Regions from separate parts of the Mus musculus genome. Here all the other regions are linked to region 1. The links are chromatin loops, found by intact Hi-C in ENCODE. Cell type or tissue: heart. All regions are shown on one strand.

The links. A loop is a pair of places that touch in the nucleus more often than their neighbours do. Peaks named below come from ENCODE experiments on the same cell type or tissue, not always from the same donor. Only the 100,000 strongest peaks of a DNase experiment are listed, where the experiment ranks them.
Region 2: a loop joins it to region 1, with 7 times the contacts of the local background. A loop is called at or near these places in 9 of 42 quality-filtered maps.
Region 3: a loop joins it to region 1, with 10 times the contacts of the local background. A loop is called at or near these places in 15 of 42 quality-filtered maps.
Region 4: it touches region 1 in a loop (8-fold over the local background); 8 of 42 quality-filtered maps call a loop at or near these places.
Region 5: a loop joins it to region 1, with 6 times the contacts of the local background. A loop is called at or near these places in 26 of 42 quality-filtered maps.
Region 6: it touches region 1 in a loop (6-fold over the local background); 9 of 42 quality-filtered maps call a loop at or near these places.

Annotation. Positions count from the first base shown.
Region 1 is chr7:140,905,583-140,910,582 of GRCm38, forward strand. BC024386 (cDNA sequence BC023486) reads left to right here and starts at 439. Exons shown (of 3, transcript NR_015583.2): 1 at 439-1,769; 2 at 1,975-2,123; 3 at 2,209-2,401. In heart, CTCF peaks have their summits at 2,317 (motif pointing left) and 3,110 (motif pointing right); a DNase peak (open chromatin) is centred at 3,159; H3K4me3 peaks cover 745 bases; H3K27ac peaks cover 470 bases; H3K27me3 peaks cover 104 bases.
Region 2 is chr7:141,006,523-141,011,522 of GRCm38, forward strand. It overlaps Ifitm3 (interferon induced transmembrane protein 3), which reads right to left and starts at 4,222. Exons shown (of 2, transcript NM_025378.2): 1 at 3,875-4,222; 2 at 3,068-3,367. The coding sequence starts at 4,123. The coding sequence ends at 3,203. In heart, a CTCF peak has its summit at 2,000 (motif pointing left); DNase peaks (open chromatin) are centred at 2,189, 2,679, 3,279, 4,249 and 1 weaker place; H3K4me3 peaks cover 2,155 bases; H3K27ac peaks cover 2,209 bases; H3K27me3 peaks cover 1,083 bases.
Region 3 is chr7:141,174,207-141,179,206 of GRCm38, forward strand. It overlaps Gm51459 (a long non-coding RNA gene), which reads right to left. Exons shown (of 3, transcript XR_003946684.1): 3 at 4,441-4,701. It also overlaps the pseudogene Gm5905. Among named protein-coding and RNA genes, the nearest start is that of Gm51459, 6.9 kb to the right of the region's middle. In heart, CTCF peaks have their summits at 1,042 (motif pointing left) and 2,177 (motif pointing left); a DNase peak (open chromatin) is centred at 2,175; H3K27me3 peaks cover 1,432 bases.
Region 4 is chr7:141,068,030-141,073,029 of GRCm38, forward strand. B4galnt4 (beta-1,4-N-acetyl-galactosaminyl transferase 4) reads left to right here. Exons shown (of 20, transcript NM_177897.4): 14 at 1-732; 15 at 2,382-2,665; 16 at 2,759-2,912; 17 at 3,013-3,085; 18 at 3,179-3,332; 19 at 3,608-3,734; 20 at 3,967-4,371. The coding sequence ends at 4,090. Among named protein-coding and RNA genes, the nearest start is that of Pkp3, 9.2 kb to the right of the region's middle. In heart, CTCF peaks have their summits at 2,199 and 4,217; DNase peaks (open chromatin) are centred at 492 and 2,162; H3K4me3 peaks cover 1,184 bases; H3K27ac peaks cover 270 bases; H3K27me3 peaks cover 4,694 bases.
Region 5 is chr7:141,045,720-141,050,719 of GRCm38, forward strand. No RefSeq gene overlaps it. Among named protein-coding and RNA genes, the nearest start is that of B4galnt4, 13 kb to the right of the region's middle. In heart, CTCF peaks have their summits at 1,708, 2,714 (motif pointing left) and 3,313 (motif pointing left); DNase peaks (open chromatin) are centred at 1,742, 2,252, 2,702, 3,382 and 1 weaker place; H3K4me3 peaks cover 1,408 bases; H3K27ac peaks cover 1,347 bases; H3K27me3 peaks cover 913 bases.
Region 6 is chr7:140,956,417-140,961,416 of GRCm38, forward strand. It overlaps a transcript of Ifitm2 not described here. Among named protein-coding and RNA genes, the nearest start is that of Ifitm2, 3.0 kb to the left of the region's middle. In heart, a CTCF peak has its summit at 2,931 (motif pointing right); a DNase peak (open chromatin) is centred at 2,875; H3K4me3 peaks cover 76 bases; H3K27ac peaks cover 523 bases; H3K27me3 peaks cover 1,525 bases.

The sequences.
Region 1 (5,000 bases):
ACACAAAGAAACCCTGTCTCGAAAACAAAAAGAAAAAAAAAATTAAAGCAGCTCTTATCCAGGGCATGGTTTTCCTCTGCTGCCTGGCTCTGCTCAGTGTATCTAATAAGCTGCAGTGTATCTAATAAGCTGCCCAGGTCTGGCTCTGGTAATCTCATTCTGCTACAGGGTTATCTAATAAGCGCTGTGCCTTCTGTCTCTGGTAACCGTATCCCCAGCCTGTCATTAGCCTGTTAGTGGGGGTTCTCAGCACAGCACTTCTAACCTTGTACATGTATGCTATGGTTCCCTTTCATGAAGGACAAACTGACTGGAGCTCACTCCACAGACATGTGCCCTATGGACCTGCTTCAAACCCCATCTGTTTTGTTAATGTAATGGTTAACTTTATGTGTCAATTTGACTGGACTCTGAAGTCAAGCTATTTGGTCAAACATTATTCTTGATGTCTCTGCAAGACTGTTTTGGGGGTGAAATTAACAGGCAAGTTGGTGAGCTTTGGTGAAGCAAACAACCTTACATGATGTGAGTGGTCCTTGTGCCCAGTTGAAGCCGTGAGTAAAACAAAGTCTGACATAGCCTTGAGCAAGAAAGAACTCTACCTCCAGACAACTTCGGGGGCAGGTGCAAAGTTGGTGCTGCCCTGGGTCTCTAGCTGCCAGCTTCCCCGACAGGCTTCGGGTGCCCATAGCCCCACAATCAAGGAATCCAGTTTCTAAAATTAACCTACCTCTCTCTTTTCCCCTTCCTCCTCCCACTCTTCCTCGCTCTTCCTCCCGCTAGTTCTGTGGCCCTGCAGACTCCTGACTGAACTAACACAGTTGGGGAGAATAAGCCGTAAAAAGGGGAGCTTTTCTGTCCTTTCACTTTGCACTGATGCCCCATCCATCCTCCCTTTCTGCTTGCCATGGTAAATGGTGTCCGACGTAACACAGATGCACTGTGCACTGGAGAGGCAGAGCATCCTGCCTTCCACAGCCGTGCACACCAGTCCCTGTGCACAAGTGGCCACCCACCCAGCGAATCGACGTGGTGTGCTTATCAAAATCTGTGTGTCTGTGGGCCAGAGCCAAATCCAGGTAAGCTGGGTCCCTCCTTGGGTCCACCGAGTGATTCACAGTATCCGCCAGACTGTATTCGCCTCCCAAGCCTGAGGTCCGCTTCCCAGCAGAGCCCTCGCTGTTGGCACACTAGTCTGAACCCCATTTCCTAGCAGGATATTGACGGATGTCCTTACTGGTAAGGCTGTCTGGGACTCTCAGTGAAAAGACCGGCCATGTGTGCCTCCAGATGGTACTAGATCCAGGTGCTAGAACAAGATGAGCAAGTGAATCTCTCATACTTCAGATCCTTCAAGGATCTTGAAAAGGTTGGGGGTTTGTTTGATTGTTGGTTGGTTTGTTCTTGTTTTGTTTTGTTTTGTTTTTTGAGACAGGGTTTTTCTGTGTAGCTTTGGCTGTCCTGGAACTCACTCTGTAGACCAGGCTGGCCTCGAACTCACTAAGATCCATCTGCTTCTTCTGCCTCCAGAGCGCTGGAATCAAAGGCGAACGCCACCACTGCCCGGCCTTGTTTTGTTTTTAAAGACAGTTTTCGGCACACAGAGAGGCTGTGAGTTAGGACGGGGGTTTCTTGCCGTTGCCACCATTCTCATTGACACGTTATGCTGCACACAGCAGAGCCCCATCCTGAATGCCCAGCGGTGCCCACAGCCAGGAGGAGCATTCGATGTGTGATGACTCATCTCGTGCATCAGACGCTCTCTAAAGGTTAGTGCTCTAAGTATGACCTTGAGGGCATTCTTGGATAAGATAAATATCCAAATCTGCAAAACAATGGCAGCTGCTGGAGCATCAGAAATATCAGCTGTAAGACGTGTGACAAATGCACAAAATATTCCGGAGAAAAGTTAATGAAGCCATAAACAGTTGTGTTCGTGAACTTTAAAAAATGTGATTTCTTTACCACTGCCAGTTCCCACAGATTATACCATGGCTTAGTGAGTGCGATTCTAAGACAGTTCCAAAAGACTTTTCAATCCGTGGGAGTTTCAAAGTGGATTCTCAGACAAACATGGGGAGGACTGAGGCAGGCTTGGACACGCACAGAATCAGACAACGATGGTACGGGTTTCTTATGTTAGCTTTTCATATCATTTATTAAGATAATTTCTTATTTTATATGTATACTTAATACTGATACATACAGGGCTGAGGAAGTGGCTCAGCGGTTAAGAGCACTGTCTGCTCTTCCAAAGGTCCGGAGTTCAAATCCCTGCAACCACATGGTGGCTCACAACCAACTGTAATGAGATCTGGCGCCCTCTTCTGGAGTGTCTGAAGACAGATACAGTGTACTTACATATAGTAAATAAATAAATCTTAAAAAAAAAAAAAACTGATACACACAGCTACTGCTTATAAGATTCGAAATGTCTCCATTTTGGGCTGCAGAGATGGCTTAAGTGGGTACCGCACTTGTTTGCTTTGGCAGAGGACCCAGGTTGTGTTCCCAGCACCTGCATGATGGCATGACCTCTGATGGCACCCTGCACACATGCAGTACACACAAGTACATGCAGGCCAAACAACCATAAATCCATCTTTAAAAACGTCTTTTAATTTAAAGTGTCAGGCTCAGCTTCTTGCCCCTGCCACCGTGCCAGCCAGTCTTGCCGCTGCTCCCAGCCATAAGGCCAAATAAACTCTGTTAACAAACAACAAAGTTAAACGTTGCAGGGGCAAATCCATCGTCCCCTGACTGTTGCAACCACTCGTCTCACTTGTGCAACAACACAGCTTCTGTTTCTACAGCCCACAGGGGCTGTGCCTGTAAGCAAAACTGGAGGGGCAGTGGAGAGCTGAGAGGGGCAGGGTTTTGCTCAGGGAAAGGGTTGAAGAGAAAAAGACAGGACAACCAGGTTTCCAACCTTGTCCCCCTAAGCGCTAGCTGAGGCATGAGCCAAGGAAGAGTCAGGAGGTGCTAGAGTCTGTTTGAGGAACAGAAGTAATAGGATACTATGGAGGGAGGAGAAACCCACCTCTTCGCTGCAAATATCTAGGAATACTGACTCATAAAATGAGGGCCTGCGACCCAGGAATTCTCTTCTGCAGCCAGCAGGAGGAGCTGTCGAACCTTGGAGCCTGTCTGACCTTGGAGATCACCGGCAGAACGTGGAGTGTGGGCAGGGTTCAAAGAAGTCTGAGTTCAGAGTGCAGGAGTGTGTGTGCCCAAGTGCTGGGGGAACTGCAGGGCGCGCAGCGCGCTGCAGAAGAAGGCAAATCACAGGGTACAGGCGCAAAGGCTGAGAGCGCTCCGCAAAGTTCACGCAGATGGCGTAGTCTGTGACGGACAGCTACAGGTCCTTGCGGTGACAGTGATGGAAACAGAGCTCTCTCTGCACAGAGGCATTACTGCAGGAGAGCGGTTTGAGAGGGCTTGATAGACTAAACGGGCAGAAACACAGATGCTATTCCATAGAGTGGAGGTCACCAGTGCGCTTGCAGGGGGGAGGGGACGGCAGGGGGAGGATGGAGGCGGTGTTAGTGAGGGTGAAAGCACGAAGCTTGCTTTTGCCATTTTAAGTGTGCAGTTCAATGGCGTTAACTGCACCCAAAATATTGTTCAGTCATCACTACTATTTATCAAACTCTTATTACCCCAAACAGAAACCCCTTACCCATAAAGTAATAGCTTCAGGTTCTCGCGACTTTCTGTCACGCCCGAATTTTGTTTTGTTTTGGTTGATGCTGTTGTTTGTTTGTTTGTTTGTGGGTTTTGGTTGTCGATGTTTGGTTGGTTTGGTGTTCATTTGCTTGAGGCAAGAGCTTACTATGTACCCTAGGCTGGCCTCAGATGCACTCTTTAGCTCAGGCTGGCCTCTAAATCAAAGCGATCCTCTGATCTCAACCTCGTGCTACCTTCCTCTCTGAGTGTGTCTGTTCTGTGGGCTTCACTTCTGGGGAGTCATCGATTTCTACGTCTGCTCCTTTGTCCTTGACTCGCTCAAGGTTTGCCCTGAATCCCTTGACTTTTGAGGCTGAACGATATCCCCCTGTTGGTTCTGACCGTATCTGACAATCTGTTCCTTTGTGATAAACAGTTTGGATTCAGTGAGTGTAGCTCCTCACTCAGAAACTACAAGGATACGAATTCCTAGTTTCATTTCTTTTCAACAATCACAGACTTACCACAGTGGCTGTATCTGGTTTCTGTGAGTTTGACATCTTTTTTTTTTTTTTCCTATTTGCACTTTATTTTATATTATTTTACTTTGAGACCCAGGTCTCTCTATGTATCCTTGCATGTTCTATAACTGGCTGTGTAGATCAGGCTGGACTCACAGGGATCTGCCTGCTTCTGCCTCTGCCTCTTCCCCCTGCCATTTTCTCTTGCCCCCCTTCTCCTGGCCCCTGGCTCCTTCCCCCTGCCTCCCTGTGATGAGATTCATGGCATACATCACCATGCCCTGCTGTTTTATTTTTTTTAATGATGCTCTTCCTCCCGTAGATGTGTCCATTAAAGTCTGTTGCCTTTTTCTTTGTCTCCATTTTAAAAATACTTCATTAGGGCCCAGAGAGATGGCTCAGCAATTAAGAGTACTAGCTACTCTTCCAAAGGACCTGACTTTGATTTCCAGCACCCATTTCTCTGCTCAAAAATGTCTAAAACTCCAGTTCCAGAGGTTCAGAAGCCCTCTCCTGGCTTTCTTGGGGACCAGGAACACACAAGGTACACAGGCTTACATGTAGGCAAAACAATCAAAACACACAATAATAATAATAATAATAATAATAATAATAACACTTTTTATTTTTATTTATTGTTTGCTTGCTTATGTGTATGTGCAGGCTAGTGTTTTGTCAACTTCACACCACTAGAATCATTTGTAATGAGGGAACCTCAACTGAGAAAAATGTTCCCCCTCTGGATTGGCCTGTGGGCCAGTTTTTGATTGGGATTGATGGAAGGCCCAGCCCTTGGTGGATTATGCCAGTCCT
Region 2 (5,000 bases), 100 kb after region 1:
TCAAACGAAGAAGAGCAGTGTTGTGAGGTTTGAGTAGAAATGGCCCCCCACAGACTTGCGGGTTTGAATCCTTGGCCCTAGGGAGTGGCACTATTAGGAAGTGTGGTTGCGTTCGAACAGGTGTGGCTTTCTCAGAAGAGGTGTGTCACTAAGAGACAGCTTTGAGGTCTCAGAAGCTCACCTCAGTTCCCTTCCTGCTGCCTGCCTGCCTATCTGGATGGAGAACTCTCCAGCACTGCGTCTGCCTGCACACTGCCATGCATTCATTCTGCCATGACAATGATGGACCAAACCTCTAAAACTGTAGGCCAGCCTCAATGAAAAGTTTGTCTTTGTCTTTAATCTCAGTACTTGGGAGGCAGAGGCAGGCGAATTTCTGAGTTCGAGGCCAGCCTGGTGTGCAGAGTGAGTTCCAGGACATCCAGGGCTATACAGAGAAACCCTGTCTCGAAAAACCAAAAAAAAAAAAAAAAAAAAAAAAAAAAAAAGAAAAAAGAAAGGAAGAAAAAAAAGTTTTTCTTGATAAGAGTTGCCATGGTAATGGTGTCTCTTCACAGCATTAAAACCCTGAGACATGTGGGAATGTGAGCCAAACAAACCCTGTTTCGTCACCGTAACAGTAACCCTAAGACAACGACTGATGGCAAGGGCCCAACTCCCTGGGAATGGTGCCACCCCTGAGAAAGTGTTCCTGGGTAGGATAAGAAGGCAGGCTGAGCAAGGCATGGGGAGCAAGCCAGTAAACCGTCTCCTCCAAATAAAAGTTGCTCTTGGTCATAGTGTTTTACCACAGCAATAGAACCCCCAACTAAGACAGAGGTTCTCTAGGCATGAAGGAGGCTGTGCGGGGCCTGGCTACCGCTTTCTGAGGACAAGAATCATCAGGTGCTATGACAGTTTTACCTCAGTCGAAAAGACTTCCAAGTCCACAAAAAGCTCCAGTACCCGTTCCCTAAGCAGGTTTGTGGGGTAGGTCAATTCTTAACTAGAGGCTTGGACAGAAAATTTGCCTCCCCAGAAATTCCTGCTATCCTCGCCCTGGGTAATGTGGCCCTCGGATTCCCTTCCATCAGAGCTGCAGCAGTAAGGGAGCCAGCCGATGCCTAGCACTGCCCTTGGTGCCCAGAGAGGCTCCTTCCCCCTTAAGCTCTTCTATAAAGGAGGTAAGGTTTGACCCTTGATAACCAGAAAAATGTCAGGACAAGACAGCGCCAAACAGTTAGTAGGTTTGTTAAGTATTAAGATAGGAGCCAGGCCGTGGTGGCACATGCCTTTAATTTCAACTCTCAGGAAGCAGAGGCAGGCAGGTCTCAGAATTCGAGGTCAGCCTGGTCTACGTTCCAGGACAGGCAGGGCTACACAACGAAACAAACAACAGCAACAACAATACCAGAATGTATTAAGACAGACATGGAGGGAATTTTGGCTTTATCAAGTTTCTTGACTCTCAGTCAGTGAAGAAGACAATCTAGATGCCAGGACGGGGCTTCTTCCTTCCCATGTCCTCCTAATTTCCCATCTCTATCCTGCTTCATTTGTATCCTCTTAGTACTCAGCCAATCCCCAATAAGACAAGATTCCTTTATAAAAGTGTGTTCTCACTCGGGAGGCAGGGGCAGGCGGATTTCTGAGTTCGAGGCCAGCCTGGTCTACAAAGTGAGTTCCAGGATAGCCAGGGCTATACAGAGAAACCCTGTCTCGAAAAACCAAGAAAAGAAAAAAAGAAAGAAAAGAAAAGAAGGTAAAAAAGTGTGTTCTGTATACAGAGAAACCCTGTCTCGAAAAACCAAAAAAAAAAAAAAGTGTGTTCTGGGAAACCATAGCTGCTTGGCGGAGAGGAAGGCTCCCCACCAGCAGGGGAATCTTGTTCCATACCTCAGAGCTAGTTTGTAAACCCCATTGCTCAATCCTTCTTTCCACACACCCTCCCAGGGAGCCTGACATCCTGTGCCGGTGAGAAGAGCGCTAGGCACATCCCTTGAAGCTGCCTTTTGTTTCCCTCTGGTGGTTAAATTCCCCGCTGGGCAGGTCAGCTGTCAGAATCCGGACTGGGGAACAAGTTGGGGCTCTGCCACCCTGGATAAGAAACCCAAACCCTTTAACTTGCAAAAGTGCCCCCACCCCTTTCTACCCACCACACCCACTCCCAAATTCCTGGCTGCAACCACTACAGCGACTTTCCACTAACCAAGGCACTTCAGATCCACCGTGCTGCCCTGGGTATGATGGTGACATTAAAACCCCACCACAATGATTTAGGAGGACAAACGGAGTCCCATAGATCCAGGCTACTTTTGAGGTGCTTGCCTCTGGGAACCAGAAATAAGTTCCCTTGGAAAGGCAGCTATGAGATGAATGATTGACCCCTGCACCAACAGAAACAGATAGCGCCCATCCATTCCCAGGAGACTCCTAAACTCAATGCACTAAGTGAAGTGGAAACGTGGGTACTAGGATCCCGACCAGAGAGGTGAGTCCTGCATACCCCGGCACAAGAAGGCGTGATTGGCGCTCTCCCTTACCATATAGGGTCCGGGGGAGCGGGGTCGGTGGGGGGGTGGGGGAATGGAAGCACCACGCGGCCACCGTACCTGCAGAGTGCCGGCAGGGGGCGCCAGGGCAGCGACTTTGAGCCTTAAAAGGTCATTCTAGGCTCCAGGGCGACAAGGAATGAACTGCATCGCTGCTGTGGGACCAGTAGGGGACACCAGGCCCCCACCACAGCACCCAGCAAATCCTGGACAGGATCAGCCCAGGGTTCCCCCGGGAAGCAGGCATGGAACTTTTGACACCATCTTGTCTGGTTCAGAGTATTCGTCCAGAAGAATACGGACCCAGACCTGGTCCTCCACTTCTGAACTGGACTGGGTGCCCTGGAAATGTGGGGCCAGGGCCAGTTGAAGCTTGAGTTCTCCCTGCCTGAAGCAGCCAAATACCATCCAGGACTTTGGCCAGCAAATGTCCACAACAGCAGGCCAGAGACTACTGCCAAATTGAGGATAACCTACATGTCCACCTCAGAGCAAGGAAGATAGAGGGGTGGGAGGAATAAAAGCAGTCATAGGATGGTGGTTATCAAGTGCACTTTATTGAATCCACTGTGGATAGATAAATGAGTGTTACACCTGCGTGTAGGGAGGGGCAAGGAGGGACGCAGCTGCGGAGGGTGAAGCACTTCAGGACCGGAAGTCGGAATCCTCTATTAAGTGTGAAGGTTTTGAGCGTTAAGAACAATGATGATGACACTAACAATGGTGATAACAACCATCAGGATGCTGAGGACCAAGGTGCTGATGTTCAGGCACTTAGCAGTGGAGGCGTAGGCCTGGGCTCCAGTCACATCACCCACCATCTTCCGATCCCTAGACTGGAGCAGAACAGATAGACACGGTCAGTGGCCCTGGAGCTGATAGGCAGATGCTCTGACAGTTTTCCTGACGTACTCCCTGTGGACTGCATCTCCCCATCTTAGGTCAGGAACATTTTACATCCTCTGATCATCCAGGAGGCCCTAGCACTTGTTGTTCACCCCACTGTAGGCTATTGTTCCCCATGAATCTCCTGAACATTTTCCACACAGGCTAGAATCCCAGTCTGTTGAGTGAAGGTGCTATAGGCATCTCTGCATTGGAAGAGTCTGACTCCAGAATCCCCAGGCAGCCTCACCCTGTGTCTGCCCCCAGAGAGCCTTTAAGCCTACACGTGTACACACACACACACACACACACACACACACACACCACAGAAGAATGAACACAAACTTATTTTAAACAAAGGACCCCACACTCATACCTCGGTGCCATCTGGGTAGATGGAGCTTCAGGTTCACACACACCTTTTTACACCATCACTCCCCCCATTCTAGCACACTCACCTTCACGGAGTAGGCATAGGCTATGAAGCCCAGGCAGCAGAAGTTCATGAAGAGTGTATTGAACAGGGACCAGACCACATGGTCAGGCACCGACACCTCTCTGGGCATGTTGATCACAGTAGTTCTGACAGAAGCCGATCCGTGCGGTGCCCCCATCTCAGCCACCTCATATTCTTCCTTGATTCTTTCGTAGTTTGGGGGCTGTCCTCCACTGGCAGCGGTGATGAAGGCTTGAGAAGTGTGGTTCATGGTGCGGAGCAAAGGCAGCACTGAAGGGCAAAGGATGGAGCGCGCTGCGGGTCTGCCCTTTCTGCGGCAGTTTCGGTTTCTCAGAAGTTTCCTTTTCCTGAATTTTGGCTTGATGAAACTGCTCTGGGTTCAGAGGGGCGGGGATCTAAAAAGCCTGCGGATCAAATTACTCCAGGGCAGGATGTCAGGAAGGATTGTGAATCAGGGGAACTTCCAGGCCAGGAGCCCAAGTCAGGACTTGTCCCAAGGCCCAAACCTCAGTGTTTAAGAGTGAGGGGTCCTGGAGTCAACCAAGCTCACGCTCACAGCTGCAGAACCTCACTGTTCCTTATCAAGGTCCCAGCCAGGCCCCAAAGAACCCTCTATTCTTTATTCAGCAATAAAGAGTGCCCAGAGAGCCTCTCACTATGAACGCCAGTTCTCCTGGCTTCATAGACAGGTGGGATGAACGGTACTTCTTGTGTTTTAAAGAGGAGAGAGAAGGAATATCTTCGGTGGCTATGCAGTCATATGTTGGGGGAGGGGGGGCCTCTGCAGGCCCACGCTGAAGCGTCCCTTCCCTTTGAGGGACCAGCCACACGGTGGTATCGCATAGAACAGAGTTTATTCTCTATTCATGGGGAGGGGGTTGAGAGGGTAGTAGAGACAGAGAAAGGCAGAGAGAGAGAGAGAGAACAGAGAAGTAGAGGCTGGCCATGAGCACTCGGAGGGAGTGGGGAATGAGGAGGGGGAAGCAGGTGCAGGAAGGTTAGAGAGTAAGGGGGGGAGCAGCCCCTTTTAGTGTGAGTCAGGCACACCCAGCTGTTGCCAGATAACTGTGGGGCAGAGCCTAGACAAAATGCTAACACGCCTCTGTGTCTCTCTCCTTGCAGAGCCC
Region 3 (5,000 bases), 270 kb after region 1:
GCTCTTGAGATATCTCAGTTCAGGTGAGCCATATTTCCAATGCTCAATGTCTCATGGGATTTTTTCCTTAATATGTTTATTTTTTAATTTTATATCTTCTATTACATTCTCATAATTTGAGGAAGTAGACATGTGTGGGCAGATATAACTGGTAGAATCCAGGGCCTGGAGAGATGACTCAAGGGTTAAAGGCACTAGTTGCTCTTCGAGGGGACCTAAGTTTGATTCCCAGCAACCACATGGTGGCTCACAACCATCTATAACAGGATCTGATGCCCTCTTCTGTCACACAAACATACATGCAAGTAGACATAGATAAATATTTAAAAACAAAACACACAAAACCAGGTAGAATTCAGAAGTGAAACAGGGTGCCCTTTTGGAATGGGGACAGCAGAGGGGTAAGATGTAGCTGCTAGAGTTTCCCCAGTATCATGGCGGATCTGCAAGGATTCAACACCTGCGGAATCAGATTTTAATAAGGCTTACAAGATTAGGTTTTATTTGTTGCATACAGAGGTTGAGTTACCATTGTTTCTGAACTAAGTTTGGGTTGCATTTTCCTTCACGGTGGCTCCTCTGAGTTTAAGAGAGAAAGAAAATAAAAAATGAATATTCGCCAAGCAGTGGTGGTGCACGCCCTTAATCCCAGCATTTGGTGGGCAGAGGCAGGCAGATTTCTGAGTTTGAGGCCAGCCTGGTCTACAAAGTGAGTTCCAGGACAGCAGGGCTACACAGAGCTACCTGCAGCATCCCACGCTTCAGCCATCTGGACAACCAGCAAGCCTCTTCTGCACACATTTCACCTAACAATTCCTAAACAGCAATTTGCAGACTTTGTGAAGTAACTACTAACAATTCAATCCAAATTACTGACAAGTTGTAGAGGAATATTATACAATGCTGTTATTTGATTTTCATTACATAAAATACAAATAAATTTAGAAGGGGCTGGAGAGATGGCTCAGCGGGTAAAAACACTGACTGCTCTTCCAAAGATCCTGAGTTCAAATCCCAGCAACCACATGGTGGCTCACAACCACACGTAATGAGATTTGATGCCCTCTTCTGGCGTGTTTGAAGACAGCTACAGTGTTCTTATGTAAAATAATAAATAAACCAAATAAATAAATAAATTTAGAAAACACAGCTTCAAGTCCTCAATGTAACAAATGGCATGTTAAAATCTGAAGTTCACAAATTTTAACTGTACTTCTCGGAATACCCAAGATACAATTCACAGACTGTATGAAGCTCAAGAAGAAGAAAGACCAAAGTGTGGATGCATCAGTGCTTCTTAGAAGGGGGAACAAAATACTCACAGAAGGAAATATGGAGACAAAATGTGGAGCAGAGACTGACGGAAAGGCAATCCAGAAACTGCTCCACCTGGGGATCCATCCCAAATACAGACTGCAAACCCAGACCCTATTGTAGATGCCGGGAAGTGCTTGCTGCCAGAGCCTGACAAATACAGCGGCGGATGCTCACAGCCAAGCATTGGACTGAGTGTGGGATCCCTGATGGAGGAGTTGGAGAAGGGACTGAAGGAGTTGGTGGAGTTTGCAGCCCCATGGGGGTTAGCAACAGTGTCAACCAGCCAGACCCTCCAGAGCTCCCGGGAACTGGACCACCAACCAAAGAGTGCACGTGGAGGGACCCATGGCTCTGGCCACTTAGGTGGCAGAGGATGGCTTTTTTGGACATCAGGGGGGAGGAGCGGCCCTTAGTCCTGTGAGGGTTCGATGTCCCAGTGTAGGAGAATGCCAGTGTAGGAAACCAGGAGTGGGTGGGTGGATGGGGGAGCACCCTCATAGAGGCAGGGGGAGGGAGGATGGGATAGGGGGTTTCTGGAGGGAGACCTGGCAAGGGGATAAGATTTGAAATGTAAACAAAGAAAATATCCAACAAAGAAAAAAATTTAAACATTAATAGAAAGAGAGAGAGAGAGAGAGAGAGAGAGAGGAAGGAAGGAAGGAAAGAAAGAAAGAAAGAAAGAAAGAAAGAAAGAAAGAAAGAAAGAAAGAAAGAAAGAAAGAAAGAAAGAAAGAAAGAAAGAAAGAAAGAAAGAAAGAAAAAATGCAACACAGCGCTGCTTCTGTGCTCTTTACTATTAATGAAGCCATTTCAGGAGCAGGACCAGCTGTAAAGGGCTCTGGCTCCCTCTAGTGGACGCCAGCTGGCAACATTCAAGGACGATGAGTCCTGCTGAACATGAAGCTGAACATCCAGGAGAGGAAAGGTCCGTCGCTGAAAACCCACCCAGGCTGCCCGTGAAAGTGGGAATACTAGAAATAAATCATGAAGTTCATGCCCCGATCCATCAGAAACCTCGGAGGATCCTCAGCTTGACAGGTGAATGGTCCACAGAGGCCACGGCAGCACCCACAGCTGTTCTCCAGTGGCTGAGCTGAGTGGTATTTGCTATAGTGGGACTGTGGAATTCTGGAGATGTGGAAAGGTATTCTTTCAAGAAACCAGAACACACCTGCTCTCAACATTTCGGGGCTATCACCCTCTGAAATCCAATAAGACAGCTTTCTTTAAAAAAGACTTTTTGGGGAAATGGGGGTCGTGGGGGTGGGCAGAAAGATGGCTCAGAGGTTAAGAGCACTTCCAGAGGTCCTGAGTTCAATTCCCAGCAACCTATGATTGCTCACAACCATCTGTAATGAGATCTGATGCACTCTTCTGGTGTGTCTGAGAGAGCTACAGTGCAGTTATATATATAGAATTTTGTTTTGTTTTGGTTTTTGTTTTTTGAGAGAAGGTGTCTCTGTATAGCCCTGGCTGTCCTGGAACTCACTTTGTAGACCCGGCTGGCCCGGAACTCAGAAATCTGCCTGCCTCTGCCTTCCAAGTGCTGGGATTAAAGGCATATGCCACCACGCCTGGCTCCATATATAGAATTTTAAAAAATCTTTAAAATATATATTTCAGATAGGAATGATACACATGCTAAAATAAATCTTAAAGAACACATGTACAAATCATAAAAATAGGGGCTGGAGAGATGGCTCAGCTGCTAAGAGGACCCATCTTTAGTTCCCAGCACCCACTGAGGGTAGCTCACAACCATCTGTACAGCTCAGGTGTCCCCATACCCTCTTCTGATTTCCAAGGGCACCTGCACACATGGCACACACACACACAAAATCATAAATAAATAAATAAGAATAAGGAGCTAGAGAGATGGCTCAGTAGTTAGAAGTACTTAATGATTTTCTAGAGAATTCAAGTTGTTTCCCACACTGCTGCCAGACAACTTAACTGCTTCGGGGAATCTAACATGTGTGGCCTCAGACAGCTACACCCACACACATACACACCCTTACAAATAATAGAAATTAATCTTTTAAAGTTAAGGGCCGGAGAGACAGGCCAGTGGGTAAGAGTTTTTCTGGTCTTCCAGAGGATCCGGGTTTGATGGTGGGTCGCAACCATCTGTAACTCCAGTCCCAGGGGATTGCATGCCCTCTTCTGACTTCAGGCACCAAGCATGTATGAGGTGAGCAGACATATATAACAAGCATATAAACCACATGTAGACACAAAATAATAAGTCTAAAATATCTTTTAAAAGTTAAAGTTAAATCTTTTTTTTTTTTTTTTAGTATCAATTCTTTTTTATTTTTCAGCTGGAAAACTAGACAATCCTCCAGTTCAGCCAAGTATTAATTAATCCTCTTCCTCATCATCACCAGCTCCAGCCCCGCCCTGGCCTTTCTTGGCATTCTTCCTCTTCATTCGCCCTAGACGGCCGCCACCATAAGGAGAACGGAGGGAGAAGTTGATGTGCTTCTGAGAGTCCAGGCGAACAATGAAGGATGGGATGTTCACCACCTGCTTGCGGACCCTAATGTGACGTTGGCGGATGAGCACACGGGCATGGTGAATAGATTTGGCCAGGCCCAGCTTAAAGACCTGGGTCTGCAGCCGCCTCTCCAAGAAATCCTCAATCTTCAGGCCCAGGATGTAATCCAGCTTCATCTTGCCCTCGTCCAGCACCCCAATGCGAACAAGCCGCCGCAGGAGAGCATTGCCTTCAAACAGAGGCATCCTTCTCGTCCAGCGTCAACAGCTCCCGGGCCGCCTTATGGATCTTGGCCAGGGTAAACTTGACCCTCCAAACCTCACGTTTGTTCCAGAGTCCATACTCTCCAATCAACTTTAGCTCCTGGTCGAGACGCGATTTCTCGAAGGGTCTCCGTGGGGTCACATAGGTTTTGCAACAAACCCAGCTTCTGGCGACCGGCATGTTGACCTCGCTAGGCTGGCTGCGCCTACGAACTCAGGCCCGAGACAAAGAGCAAAGTTAAATCTTTTGATAAGAGGAAAAATAAAAGATCAACCATAGTCTCATTATTCCATCCTCCTCCTCCTCCTCTTCCTCACTCCCTCCCTTCCCTTCTTTCTTTTTTCCTTTCTTCTTTCTTCTCCTCCTCCTTATTCTCCTTCTCCTCCTTCTCCTTCTTCTTCCCCCCTCCTCCTTTCTTCCTTTTAAAGACAGAATCTTTCTGCATACCCTGGCTATCTTTCAACTCACTATGTAGACCCCAACTGTAGAGATCCACCTACCTCTGCCTCCTGAATGCCGGGACTGAAGGTGTGCACCGCCATGTCCAACTCCATGGGATAGGTTCTCAGGTGTTGCTGCATGCATTTGGCCAAGCATGCTGATGTACGCCTTTCATCTCAGCCCTGGGAAACAAGAGACAAGAAGGTCTCTGTGAGTTTAGGACAAGCCACATGCCCATGGGAACATCCTGTCTCAAAACTACTTCTTAGAGAAAACTTGGTATGCGAGCAGGCACACAGATGAGTTTTGTTGCATATTTCAAACATAGAATGTATGCATGTTTATATGAACATGTATGTTCATATACATGTGAGGCTTGAGATGGCCTTGAAGTTACCCTCAGGAGCACCATCAATCCTAGTCTCTGAATTTATAAAGCAAGTGAGTGCTGTACCGGCTGAGCCACCCCTCCAGCCCAGCA
Region 4 (5,000 bases), 160 kb after region 1:
CCTCAGACACTCCCGGGCACTGAATTGGGCCCCACGCCCCCTGCCCCTCTTCTTGGGGCGAGCTCCACCTCCCCGAACTGTGGAGAAGTCGCCTTCAAAGGTGTACGTGACCAGGGTCCGACCTGGACAGCGGGCTTCCCCGAGGGCATTGCGAGACTCACCCTGGCCACCCTTCCCTGGCGTCTTCCTGCGCCCCAAGCCTCTGCCCAGAGTACAGCTGCGGGTACCCCCACATCCACCTCGGACCCAGGGCTATAGGACCAGTGGCCCCAAGGTCACAGAACTAAAGCCCCCAGTCAGGGCCCAGACCAGCCAGGGAGGCCGGGAGGGCCAGTTACATGGACAGGGACTCATGGTGCCCACAGTGGACTTGAACTCCTCAGTGGAAACACAGCCTGTGACTTCCTTCCTGAGCTTGTCTCAGGTATCCAGGCCACAGCTGCCAGGAGAGGGTGAAGAAGGGGAGGAGGATGGGGCCCCAGGTGATGAGGCCACATCAGAAGACAGTGAGGAAGAGGAGGAGCCGGCCGCTGGGCGGCCCCTGGGTCGCTGGCGGGAGGATGCCATCAACTGGCAGCGCACGTTCAGCGTGGGCGCCATGGACTTCGAGCTCCTGCGCTCTGACTGGAACGACCTGCGCTGTAACGTATCCGGGAACCTGCAACTTCCTGAGGCCGAAGCGGTGGATGTAGTGGCTCAGTACATGGAGCGGCTAAATGCAAAGCATGGCGGGTACGGGGCAGACGGCTGCTTGAAGAGAAGGCATGCCGGTGTCTGCAGGGATCGCAGAACTTCCTTGGCTCTCAGCAACTCTCTGAGCCCCTTCTCCCTCTCTGTAACTACTGTCTTACTTATCCAGGTTGAAGGGCTCTCTGGAGCCCCCCTCAAGACTGACTTCATCTCTCCTCACTGCCAATTCCCACATCTGCCACCTTAGACCTAGACCCAGGGATGAACCCAAACCATCGGGGACAGTAGTCAGGAGTAGCCAGATTGTGGGCAGACAACCTTTTCAGGAACCAGAGACACTAAAGTGTCATGACCTCTACCTGTGGAGCACTGCAGGGTCCCAACTAGGGGACTGTGTCTAGTTCAAGGGAGCCTTTGGCCTCCTAGGTCTCAGGCTTCAAACTTGTTTCTACCCCATTTTGAGGGAGTTCTTATGAGACTGTTCTGTTCATTGTCAGCCTTGAGGAAGGGGAAAACCTTCTTAGGGCTTTGATGAACGCACAGATATCAGGACAAGGTATCTGGCAGCCAGTGTTGAGAGCCAAGCTCCACACAAAGGTTTGAACAGGACAGGGGTTGGAGGAAGGGGAAAACCTTCTTAGGGCTTTGATGAACGCACAGATATCAGGACAAGGTATCTGGCAGCCAGTGTTGAGAGCCAAGCTCCACACAAAGGTTTGAACAGGACAGGGGTTGGAGGAAGGGGAAAACCTTCTTAGGGCTTTGATGAACGCACAGATATCAGGACAAGGTATCTGGCAGCCAGTGTTGAGAGCCAAGCTCCACACAAAGGTTTGAACAGGACAGGGGTTGTACACAGATGTGCTCCAGAGGGTGTGAGCCTGACAGCCCTCAAAAGGGGCCAGGAGACCCTTCCCACCACTGGTGATTATGTTGGACAGACCTAGGTGGCTCAGAGGGCAGGTCTCTCTTTTTTTCCCCCAGAGCTGAGGACTGAACCCAGGGCCTTGTGCTTGCTAGGCCAAATGATCTACCACTGAGCTAAATTCCCAACCCTGAGGGCAGTTCTCTTGAGAGCAGCTTATGGGGCAGTCTCTTGGTCTCTTTATAGGACTGTCCACCTTGAGTGGTCATAGGCACATCTGGGTGCTATGGTGTGGGTAGCTTACCCCAAGGAGTAACCTAAAGTGTTTGGTTGGGGATAGAAAGTTCCTGATTTGGGTATGGCTGACTCCCATCTCAGGTCATGCCAATGGTATCCCATAGGGGGATTGCTAGCTGTCACCAGAGGGTGGGAAGCAGAATAAATAGCCTAAGGCCTGAGACAAAATGAGGGGCCTGCTCCGGGTATGAGGGGTACACGTGGGAGAACTAACAGCTTCCTGGTGGTTCTTGTGGGATGCTAACCATAGGAGAAGACTGAGACATCACCTCAGGACAAAGAAAATCATGCAGAGGAAGACATCTGGGAGAACTTGACAATCCTGGGCTCACAGCGACCCCTAGTGTAGCCTTTCCTATTTCCTGCTGGGCTGGGGAATTGAGACGTGGGAAGGTCAACCTGTGTTTAGGAGCGATAGAACGGGTTGCAGGTATTGCGGTCTGGGGAGTACAGTCGCGTGGTTCTCGGGGTAAAGGGGGAGGCAGTTGAGCAGAGCTACAACCCTCGGTTAATCACACCTGCCTCGCAGGCGCTTCTCGCTTCTACGCATCGTGAACGTGGAGAAGCGCCGCGACTCTGCACGCGGGAGCCGCTTCCTCCTGGAACTGGAATTGCAAGAGCGCGGAGGGAGCCGCCAGCGCCTATCCGAATACGTCTTCCTGCGGTTGCCCGGAGCCCGCGTTGGGGACGAAGATGGAGAAAGTCCCGAGCCGCCTCCAGCCGCCTCGATCCACCCAGACAGTCGCCCAGAGCTCTGCCGGCCTTTGCATCTGGCCTGGCGTCAGGATGTCATGGTTCATTTCATTGTACCAGGTATGTGCGCCACTATGAGGCGTTCGGGGGTGGGGTGGGAGGTGGGAACCATTCGGTCCAGTCATGCTGCTTCAGTGACATCCCCTCTTCCAGTGAAGAATCAGGCGCGCTGGGTAGTGCAGTTCCTGGCAGATATGACCGCGCTGCATGTGCATACGGGGGACTCGTACTTCAACATCATCTTGGTGGACTTTGAGAGCGAGGACATGGATGTGGAGCGGGCCCTGCGTGCGGCTCAGCTACCTCGGTAACGATGTTTACCACCATTTCGGGAAAACCAAGGATCTTTCCTCTTACAGGAGATGAGTTATTCTGACGCCGCCGTCCACCTTCCTTTCCTCTTGCAGGTACCAGTACTTGAAACGAACTGGAAACTTCGAGCGCTCTGCAGGCCTGCAAACTGGAGTGGATGCCGTGGAGGTCTGTGGGCCAGTCAAGGGCTTAGGGGAAAGAAAGGAGGGTGCTGAGCTCACCTTGGGGAGGTGAGCAGGGCTCAGACCTCCCAACCTACAGGACCCCAGCAGCATCGTTTTCCTCTGTGACCTGCACATCCACTTCCCACCTAATATCCTGGACAGCATCCGCAAGCATTGCGTGGAGGGCAAGCTGGCCTTCGCCCCTGTGGTCATGCGTCTGGGCTGTGGAAGCTCACCGTGGGACCCACATGGTAAGGACCTGGGTGTTCCCTGGGGAGCCCCAGGTTCTCACAACCACCAGGGCAAACTCCAAACCTGACCTCCTGGGTAAGAATAGGACCCTATTCATACACATAAGACCCGTTCGTCTATAAACCTAGGAGCTCTCTAGTTATTAGCAAATACCAGGCACTCCCTCCCACCCAGGGTCTCCAAAATCAGGCTTCTTAGAATTCCTCCCAGGGTCCTCTAGGGAGAAAATGTTAGGGACCACACCCTAATGGTTATTTATCCTCCTCACCTCAAGGTTACTGGGAAGTGAATGGATTTGGCCTCTTTGGGATCTACAAATCAGACTTTGACAGAGTAGGAGGCATGAACACTGAGGAGTTCCGTGACCAGTGGGGAGGCGAGGACTGGGAACTTCTTGACAGGTAACTGCCCTCCCCTCCCTCACACTGAGACACCTCATCATCCTCCCTTGAGGGGATGGAATGACAGAACTCCACCTGCCAGGATCTTAGAGACCCACAAAATCCCTTCCACCCACCCTGCATTGAACCCTTCCCACCCCCACCCCCCACCCCCGGCCTCCTGCAGCCGCCAGGGCAGCCCCAAGCCACAGCACCTGAGCCAGGGTTCTGACGTTCCACCCGCTCCTCCCAGGGTCCTGCAGGCAGGGCTGGAGGTGGAGAGGCTTCGACTGCGACACTTCTACCACCACTATCACTCGAAGCGAGGCATGTGGGCCACACGCAGCCGCAAAGGTGCCCGCGCACAGCGATCCTGAAGACCTAGCTGCCCTCTGGGCCACCGGGTCTTGGTGCAGCAGGTAGAAGCTGCGTCCTGAGCTTGATTCAGGCTCTGCCACCACCTGTGCTGGTCCCTAAAAGCCTCCTCTGGGACTGCAGATAGGTGGCGCTCGTGGCAGGGCAGGCACCTTGGTCCCCACACCCCCTGATGATTTCTGTGAAATTTTCCGTAGCGACGACATTGTTTTCAGAATTTACAAGAGTTCTGTCTGTTCTGTTTTTTATTCAGAATGAAATGAAATATTTTTTTTAGTTCTGACTTGTTTTCTGTGAGTGTTCTCTTGGTGAGGCGGAGCTCTGGTTACCAGGGTAGCTGTGGGTAATGCAGGCTCTCCCCGCCCCCCGCCCCCCCAACACCCACTTCCTGCCTGTAGCTTATGTTTCCACCTGGTTTCTGTGGAGTCTGGCTAAAGTCACTGCATGAGAACTTCCCACACAGGAACTGCTGCTGAGCCAGCGTATGTGGTGACACCAAGTCTCCAGAATGACCTTGATCTGTCACCCCACTCAGCCAGAGCACACACACCGTTATCTACATCGCCTTCTCTGTATCAGTTCAGATGAAGTGCTGCTACTTAAAGACGCTTTGCAAGAAAAGTGTTGGATTTGAAAATGCATCATAGTCTAGGAGCTGGGGAGATGGCTCAGTGGATAAGAGCACTTGTTGCTCTTCCCAGGGAGCTGGATTCAGTCTACAGCACCTACATGGTTGCTCACAATTATCCCTGACTCCAGGGGCTCTAACAACCTCTTCTGACATCTCAGGTTACCAGGTACACATACATATGTGAAGACAAAACACACATATATAAAATAAACAATCTTTAAAATGCAGCAGCAGGGGCTGGCGAGATGGCTCAGTGGATAAGAGCACTGACTGCTCTTCCA
Region 5 (5,000 bases), 140 kb after region 1:
AATGGTAGTAGACTTTGTCTCATATTGCTTTGTTTGGGCATTTTTACCCTACTGGCTTTTTGCTTGTATAATATGATTTCTGAATTTGTGGTTTTATGGGTTTTATTTGTGTGTACATTTTGTAAAAAAAGATTTATTTATTACTATGCATAAGTACACTGTACCTGTCTTCTGACACACCAGAAGAGGGCATCAGATCTCATTACAGGTGGTTGTGAGCCACCATGTGGTTGCTGGGATTTAAACTCAGGACCTTCGGAAGAGCAGTCACTACTCTTACCTGCTGAGCCATCTCACCACGTGTGTACATTTTTTAATTGTCGTCTTTGAAGATTTGGGGGGCGTTGTTTTAATTTTTTTTAACCTGTTTGTTTTCTAAAGAGAGAGAGAAAGAATGTGGAATTGGATGGTTGGGGAAGATCTGGGAGGAATTTAGGAAGGGGAAACCATGATTAGAATATATTGTAAGAAAATTTTGTTTGTTTGTTTGTTTGTTTGTTTGTTTTTCGAGACAGGGTTTCTTTGTGTAGCTCTGGCTGTCCTGGAACTCACTTTGTAGACCAGGCTGGTCTCGAACTCAGAAATCCACCTGCCTCTGCCTCCCAAGTGCTGGGATTAAAGGCGTGTGCCACCATGCCTGGCTTAAGAAATTTCTTTTTAAAAAGAAATCCAAGAATAAATAAATAAAATAAAAGTGGAGGCCGTAGGATGGTGACCCGAAGACCTTGGGGTTGGTCTTGTGCGCTGCGTAGTGTGCAGGTTTAGATGCTCAGTTCTATCTATGATCAGGTCACAGTCTGTACATGGGCACTGTATTAACCAATGTGCTGTAAAGAATGTCCCCAACAATCTCTGATTGGGTAATAAAAGGCTAGAGCCTGTGACTGGGCAGGAGAGAGAGGAAGGTCGGACTGGAGATCGAGTAAGGAGGGTCTCAGGGTAGGGACCACGAGAGGAAGGACAGAGGATGTGGAAGAAGAATGTCACTACGACACCTCGAGGGAGGATGGACCATGAGCCTGTGGCCAAGAGAAGCTCCCACTGAGGACACACGAAGAACAGAGCAAGATTCAGTTGGCAAATAATGGGTCACTTATCTGGTTGTTAATAGCCTAGCAGGGTTATAATAATTCCAGAACCTGCGTAGCTTAGGCTTGCAGCTTGTCAATAAATTCTGATACCTCTGAGCTGTTTACTCCGGAGCTAAATGGGAGGGAGTGGGGCAGAAATCCCCAAATGCTGGAATTCAATGTGTCTATTGCCACACCCTCTTTGTGCTGTCATGACGATCATACCAAGGGCCTGGTGCATGGTAGGCAAGCCATTGAGACAAAGAACCACAAGTCTGTGAAAGCAAAAGACATAGACTCTCGATTGTGAATAGTGGTGGTAAGCTCTAAGGCTGGCACCAAGAGATAGGGGGTGACTTGTTAGTGGAAGATAAAGGCTGCTGCAAAGAGTGTGCTAACGCTAACTAGCTTTAGTTAGTTTTGTGGCCACAACAGTTTTCTGCTTCAGTGTGCGAAGGATATGGTTCCCAAGAGACACTGTGGTTTCCTGCCTGCAAGGAAAGAGGCCAGAGAGTCCTTTCTGAAGTTACAGCCCTGGAGAGGCCTAAGTCTGAAACAACTCCCATCCCAGCCCCCCTGTGGGAGCCACCACATCTCCAACTGCAAGGGCTTCCGGTCTGATATATGGACCCCACCCGACTCCAAGTTAACAGGGAGTTTGCCAGGTCCTTGGAAGGTGTCAGAAGACAAGAATCTTTGAGTGAGAGCCAAAAGATGTGGCTCCCCCCAACCCCAAGAGGAGTGAGCACCTAACTACATGTCACAGTCCTTCAAAGGGCAGGCAGAGTCTCTTAGGCCAAGGGCAGAAGTTGGGTCCGGACAAACAGAGTGGACATTCTTCCTGGGAGAAAAAGGGTGGCGCTGCCTCCTGTACTCTGGGCCCTTCTTTCTTTCTCTGTAGAGTTAGCGCTCCAGAAGCCTTCACCCCTAGACCTAGCCCTGGATCTCTCTCGACCTCTTCCCAGCTTCTATGCTGTACTCCCCACAGTCCCAGGCCTCTTTCTGCTCCTCCCCATCTTCAGGGATTTCCCCGCCCCTGCCCCCCCCCCCCCCCCCCCCCGCCGTCATCGCTTGGTTACCTACCCCCATTCTCTAAGATCTCCTTCCCTCAACCCCCATTGGCTTGGTCCCCTTCCCAACTAGCTCCACCCTGTAGGCACTGTCACTTCTCGGAAGAGAGGAGGCAGGAAGCTGGGAAGCAGCCAGTCTTCTGTCCTCCCACGTCCCTGCATACCCGGGTGCACTACAGCTCTCCAACTCCAGCTTTCACCCACCCCGCCCTTATCCAAACGGGTTTGCTCCCTGTGTGCCCCTTCCTTGCCTCCGTGTGTTCCCCACACATTCCCACGCACCCCTTCTTTGACCTACAGCGCAATTTTCAGAATGCCACGTTCTCCCATCCCCCTGCCCTCCCGCCCCACGGACCCTGTCCCTTCCTGCTGCCTGGAGACTAGGAACTTCTGCACTCGAGGATACTATAGACATAGCCTCCCGATATTGTTCACCAGGCGCCAAGCACATCAGAAAATGTGCCACCCATTCCCAACACCTCTTCAGAGCATTCTGGCTTCCTAAGCGTAGATCCTGTCCCGGGGCGAGGACCTGAGCACTTCAGGGTCCAAATAGCAGTCTACGGCGCCACCTGGTGGCCATTCTAACAACACGGAATTCATGGGCAGAGGGGCGTAGCCCAGCGGCGGGAACAGTCGGCGGGGGTGGAGGGGAGGGGCAGGTGAAATTACTCAATTTCAAGGAGGGGCTGCCCCAGTAGCTGTCCCTTTCAGTTCCACAGGACTCCAGGCCCCCGAGTTTCATCCAAATGTCCATTTTACTTCTCTTCCAAATGTCAGGCATTCCTGGTTATACTGAAGCCAAAAGCCAGGAACAGTAATTGAAAGATAGGTAGAAATGCAACATGGAGGAAGAGAAGTCAGGGTCCTGCTGGCCCTAGGGTCCGGAGCAGAGTGTAAGGAGCTTAGGGATGGAGAGGATGTAGCCACAGGCAGTTTGGGCACCCCATCCCCACCCCACCCCCGCAAACCTACTCATCTCCAGAAAAAGAGACCCACTAGTTAGGTACAAAACAGAGAAATGGGGCCAGTGGCAGGTTCTAGGCCAGAAAAGGCCCAAAGATGAGCCAAAATGCCTAAATCAAGAACTCAGAAAAACAACGCTCATACACATTATGTCAAAGCAATACAGAACCCAGACAAAAGAGCCCTCTTGTGGTCAAAGCTGAACAATTGCAACAACAAAGATAAGCAAAGGGTGTGTGTTGGAATAGCCAAAAGTATGAAATTAGTATCCCAGAGTCCAGCCCGTGTGACTAAATCAATGGATGGCAATGAGGCTCTCACAAAGAATCCTACACCGAAGCAGCGCAGGTTCCAGCTGAGGCTTTAAACCTCCACTCTTCCTGTTCCTTTCCCAGAGCTAAGCAGAGGTGACCATCCTGAAGAGGCACAACAAACACAGTGCAGTATCAACATCAGCAGTCCTGAGCCACGGAGCAGAACAGATTGACAGTGAGGACTCCAAAGGTGACCTGGGGACATTGCCCAAGCCCCCTGTCTCAGTCCCACCCTGAGGAAAATTATGGGCAGCCCTGGGTGGAGGAAAGCCCTAGTACAGACTGACCTGCCATGCTTTTAACCACCTGAGTCATCAGAGACAGGTTGTCATTGCCTGAGGAGTTGTGGTGACTCAGAGTTATGGAAGAGCCTAGACAGATATCTGGGGCAGAGGAGAACATGGGGAAATATGAAGAAACTGGGGAATATGAATAGACCCATGGACTTCGGTTAAAAATAGTGCATCAGCTTGGGAGTCAGCACGGGTGTCAGTCAGGGCATTGGCTGCACAAGCATGAAGCCCTAAAAGCCAGGCCTGTAACCTGAGCTCTGAGGGGGTGGGAGGCAAAAACTGAAGGATGGCTGGGGCTCCATGGCTAGTCAGACTAACAAACAAACAAACAAACAAAACCAAACAAACCCCAGCAGCCTCCAGGTTCACAAAGAGATCAGGAGAAAAAGACAAAAATGACAGAGAAAGACACTTGATGTCTTCCCTTGGCTCTATGTCTGAGAATGCATGCACTCATACATACCACATGCACACACATACACATCACATGCACATACATGTACCATATGCATACACCACACACAGAGTAATGCATGAATATTACAGCAACAAATACATCACAGGAAAGCAAAACTGGCTTCATACTGCGTATTATGTGTTTGGGATTTCTATACATATAATACTGTTCGTAAAATCGTTACTGTTGGGGGGTGGTCTATGTGGTTGGGGGGCTGGCTATGCTGGGGTTACAAGTGTGGACTACCCTTTGCCTTGATTCCATTGTTCTTGAAAACAGATTTATTTATTTAATCTATATGAGTACACTCTCTTCAGACACCAGAAGAGGGCGTCAGATCCCATTACAGATGGTTGTGAGCCACCATGTGGTTGCTGGGAATTGAACCCAGGTCCTTTGGAAGTGCAGTCAGTGCTCTTAACCGCTGAGCCATCTCTCCAGCCCTTGATTCCATTTTTTTTTTTAATTATTGTCTTGTTTTGTTTTATTTTTCAAGACAGGATTTCTGTATGTAACAGAACCATTGGCTGTCCTGGACTCACTCTGTAGACCAGTCTGGCCTGAAATTCAAGAGATCTGCCTGCCTCTGCCTCCTAAAGGCTGGGATTAAAGGTGTGAGACACCACAACCATCCTTTTTTTTTTTTTTGAGACAAGTTCTTACCATGTAGACTAGGCTGGCTGTACTGGCTGGTTATCAGTGTCGACTTGACACAAGTCTATCAGAGAAAAAGGAGGCTCAGTTGAGAAAAATCCCTCTGTAAGATCCAGTTGTAAGGCATTTTCTCAATTAGTGATTGATGGGGAAGGGTCCAGCCCATTGTGGGCGGT
Region 6 (5,000 bases), 51 kb after region 1:
ACAGGGCCTGGATGCTCCTGGCTAGCTAGGGAAGGAAAATTCCAGTCACTTGGCTGCAGCCGGGGAGCTTATGGAAGGCAGATGTTTTCCTACCAGTTGCGAAACAGCCATTGCTAAAATGAAGCCTGTAGGAGTACGGCTACACAGGGAACTCCGAGTCTTTCCCGGCAGAAGCAGTGAGGGAACTGAGCGTCCTAGAAACAAGGGAAGTTCCCTGGTGGTGAAGGACACAAATCGTTTGACACTTGAACCCATTCAGTAACCTCACACCCCCACCCCCAGCACCCAAATTTCATCCCACAGGGCAGAATGGAGCAAGGAGGAGATCAGTGAGTCTAACTACAGAGCCCTTGTTCGCCTCTACTTGTACAACCATCACCATCGATCAGAGCCTCAAAAGCTGGAGCAGGTCACATGTCTGTAATCCCAGCACTTGGGAAAGGTCAGCAGGAGAATCAGTTCAAGGTCCAGCCTGGGCTACATGACAGCTTGTCTTAAATAAATGAATAAAAAGTAGTAAGTAAAAATTTTAAAAAAATGAACGAAAGGGGAACTCAACATTTCTTCTAGAAGAGGCACAATGGGTAACAGGCTCCACATTCTTGCTCATTAGCAAAATGCAGATCAAAGCCCCAGCAGCACACTGCTCATACCCATTAGGAAGCACTGTAGTTTAGAAGCAAAGAAACCACACCACTGATGCTGCAGGCTTTGCAGGCAGTGGGCAGATCGAAGCTACAACCCAGAATCCCACTTCTCGTGTGTAAGAGAATGAACACATGTCTATACGTATCCTGTATGCCTGTATCTCATGTCTACAGCAGCATTCGTAACGACAGGCAACAGACAGAGGTTAGATGTCTATCAACTGGCAAATGAAAAAGGAAAGCTCTGATATATGCTAAACCTGAATAAGCCTTATGAACAGCTCTCAGGTCAGAAGTAGGTGAGCAGCCTCCAGGGGCTAAAGGGAAAGAGGGTGGGGTAAGGTGTCTTTGTTATTGTTTGGTTTGGTGGTGGTGTGGGGGTTGTTCTTGGTTTTGTGTGTGTGTGTGTGTGTGTGTGTGTGTGTGTGTGTGTGTGTGTGTGTGTGTGTGTGTGTGTGAGAGAGATGAAAATCATTTTAGGGGAAAAGTCAGAGGTGGTAAGGTGTGGCTCTTTTTCCTAGTGAGCCCTGTGCATGTCCTCTCTGTCTCATCTCTGAGTGAATCTCACTTTTGAATGAAAGTGCCCCATAGGCTCACATGTTTGGATGCTTGGTCTCCAGTTAGGAGAACTGTTTGGGAAGGATCGGGAGGTGTAGCCTTGTTGGAGAAGGTGTGTCCCTGGGGATGGGCTTTGAGGTTTCAAAAGCTTATGTCAGGCCCAATCTCCTCTCTCTCTCTCTCTCTCTCTCTCTCTCTCTCTCTCTCTCTCTCTCTCTCTCTCTCTCTCTGTCACTCTCTGTCTGTGTCTCTCTCTCTCTCCCCCTGCTTTCCAGCTATAGCTTCAATACCATGTCTGCCTTCTTTCTGCCATGATGATCATGGGCTAACTCTCTACGACTGTAAGCAAACTTCTAATTAAATGTTTTCTTTTATGAGAGTTGCCTTGGTCATGGTGTCTTCACAGCAATAGAACAGTAACTAAGACACTGATCTTTCCCAAATCCAATCCAAATAGGCTAATTTAGCTAGGATCTCTTCCACCTTCATTAAAGAACTCAAAAGTCTCACTGTGGCATTGACCTAACCTAGAAAAGTCTCATATCTGAGCTTTAGCACCATTCATGAACTAACGAGTCTCACCCTCAGAATGCTGTTATAGCCAGGCTAACTTCCATGGCAGGACTGGATGGGGAGCTTTGCAGATTGTGTCAAGACGCTTACAGGAAAGAGTAGGGGAACGACCTACTGGTGACTCTATGGTTTGGTGTACTATAGAGATAGTACCTCTAACAGTGAAGTAATCCTATAGGAGGGATAAAACACCCCTAAGTGTAAAAGGCTATGGAGAATAACACTGATGGCTTCTGAGAACCCTGATCTCTTTAGAGCTGAAACCATGGACACGTATATTAATCTGGACATTGAGAGTCAGAAAGGCCAAGCCATTGTACATTTTATAAGACAAGCTTCTCCAGCTATTGGACAAAAACTAGATCAAGTGCCTCCAATGACATTCTGCACTTTAAGGTCTCAACTTGAAGGTCTTCCGCGGCTAAGTCTCAGAAGACAGAATCAACAAGTACCAGTGTTAGTGTTCTGGATCACACGAGGAGATTGATCAAAGAAAGAACTACAGGATGAATTTAGGCTTCTCGGGAGCCAGCTGGGGAAATTCAGACCCTTTTTGCAGAGCCTCTTTATTGTTACACAAAAAGACACCTTTAGCAAGTCGATTTCTGCACACCAAAACTTCTTATCTGATCTAGGAGTTGTTTTGAGAGAACCTTCACCTTAAACAATTCTCACCCTTGTGAGAATTACTGGTTTGCCTGGAGTGTCTGGATACCAAGTTATTGCAAAGGTTCTGAGAATCTTTCAAAGGAACCACCCCATAAACTCTCAGATAACCATCACTGACAAAAGGCTACCTCAGAGCCTAGATAGGAGAGCTCTGCTAAAATTCTGCTGCATGCCAGACTCCCAACAAACTTCAGCACTAGCTATAAGATTTATCGAACTTTTCATTCTGCTCCCTCTGCCAGATCCCAACCCTGAGGCTTCTCTACGACACTCCTGTGTATAAAGCACTAAGCTTTGCCTGCTGGGTCACACCTATAAGATTCCACACTTTCCCAGCCCGAGGCTGCAGGGCTCCCAGATGTAGCAGTTTGATCGGGACAGGACAGGACACAGGCTTTCAGGGTATGCTGAAGGGAGACTCACTGAGGTCACAGAGGCTGAAAATTAATTCCAAGTTAGCCTCTAAAAGCGGAATTCATTGTTCTGACGAGAGTTCTCCAGCTGGGGGCAGGAGTGACTTAAAATTTACACGGGCTTCCGTGTGATCTATGACCTTGCAGCAATCTAAAGAGAAAAGAATTGAGGAAAGATGCCCCCGGGGTGCTACCTTAATAGTCAACATCTTGACTCCAACCTAGTTTATACTCCAGCTTGACTATTACCAGAAGCAAGACCCATTTTAAAACAAAACCAGGAATATTCTGTCAGTTTTGGTAGGAACAATCAAAACAGTTTACCTTCCAACTCCACACACCCACAGCCACAATACACTCCTCAGGAAACCCAATGTCCTTAGATTAGGATTTATAGTCAGCCGCAAGCATCTCAAAAAAAGCTATTGTTCCCTGACTCCTCCCAATAGCTGGAGAGGCTCTGCTTATGAAAGAAACCAATTACCGGATGCTAATTAAGCAGGGGACAAAAGGCAGAGCCTAATTAAAGTAACAAGAAAGAATTTATAGGAGGTAAGAAAGTTTAAACCTTCTTAGAAAAGCTACCCAGGGATTGTCCTAACCAGGTCTGTACTATATTTTGGTACAGGGTTTTGATGTTTACTCTGGTTTAAGAGAGACTTTTCTCTATGCCTCTGTGCTGACTAGTCTTTAAGATCAATTTGAAATAAGCTAGGGTTATCTGCAAAGAAGGAAAAAAAAAATTTTTTTAAATGCTTGCATAAGATTGGCGGATGGATGAGCCTGAGAGGCGTTTTCTTGGTTGATCATTGATACGGAAAGACCCAGTTCATTGTGGTCACTGTCACCCCTGAGAAGATGGGCCTAGAGGGTATAAGATAGCAGGCTGAGCAAGCCTTGGGGAACTAGCCAGCAAGCAGCCCTCCTCCATGGCCTCCGCATCAGCTCTTGCCTTCAGCTTCCTGCCTTAAGTTCCTGTCCTGACTCCTGCAAGTGAAATAAATCCTTCCCTCACCCAATTGCTTTGGGGCATGGGTGTTTGACTGCAACAATAGAAACTCTAACTAAGACAATCTTGCCAGGCATGGTGGCACACGCCTTTAATTCCAGCACTCAGGAGGCAGAGGCAGGTGGATTTCTGAGTTTGAGGCCAGCCTGGTCTACAGAGTGAGTTCCAGGACAGCCAGGGCTACACAGAGAAACCCCGTCTTGAAACAAAACAAAACAAAACAAACACAAAGCAGATGGGTGATTGCTGGGAATTGAACTCAAGACCTCTGGAAGAGCAGTCATTGCTCTTAACCACTGAGTCATCTCTCCAGCCCCAATGTTCTTTTTGTTTTGTTTTGTTTTGTTTTGTTTTTTTGAGACAGGGTTTCTCTGTATAGCCCTGGCTGTCCTGGAACTCACTCTGTAGACCAGGCTGGCCTCGAACTCAGAAATCCACCTGCCTCTGCCTCCCAAGTGCTGGGATCAAAGGTGTGCGCCACCATGCCCCGCTTGTCTTTTACTTTGATTGCTTGTTGGAAAGTTGGATCTTATCACAATAGGTGAATGCATTTAGTAATTCCCTACAGTTTAACAATTAAGAACACCTGGAAGCCTTTCAGATTGGCTAAAATGTTCATCTGAATAAGGTTCCCTGTCTAAACCACTTCATGATGAGACATCTGGGCAATAGCTGATACATTTTTATACAATATTATGGATGATCTTGATTTCTTATACTCCCCATCTAGGGCTTTAAAAGCCAAGCAAGGGCTAGGTGTGGTGGCACACACTTTTAATCTCAGCCCTGGGGAGGCAGAAGGAGACAGATGTCTATGAGTTCAAGGCTAGCCTGCTCTACATATTGAATTCCAGGACAGCCAGGTCTACATAAAACAGGGGTTCTCAAATGCTACAACTCTTTATACAGTTTCTCATGTTGTGGTAATACCCAACCATAAAATTATTTTTATTGCTATTTCATAACAATAATTTTCCTACTTATGAATTGTAATGTAAATATCTGATGTGCAGATGGCCTTAGGAGACCCTTTGTGAAAGGTTCATTTGTCTCCCCAAGGGGTCACAACCCACAGGTTGAGAACCACTGACATAAAGAGACCCTGTCTCAAAAAAAAAATCTAAATAAATA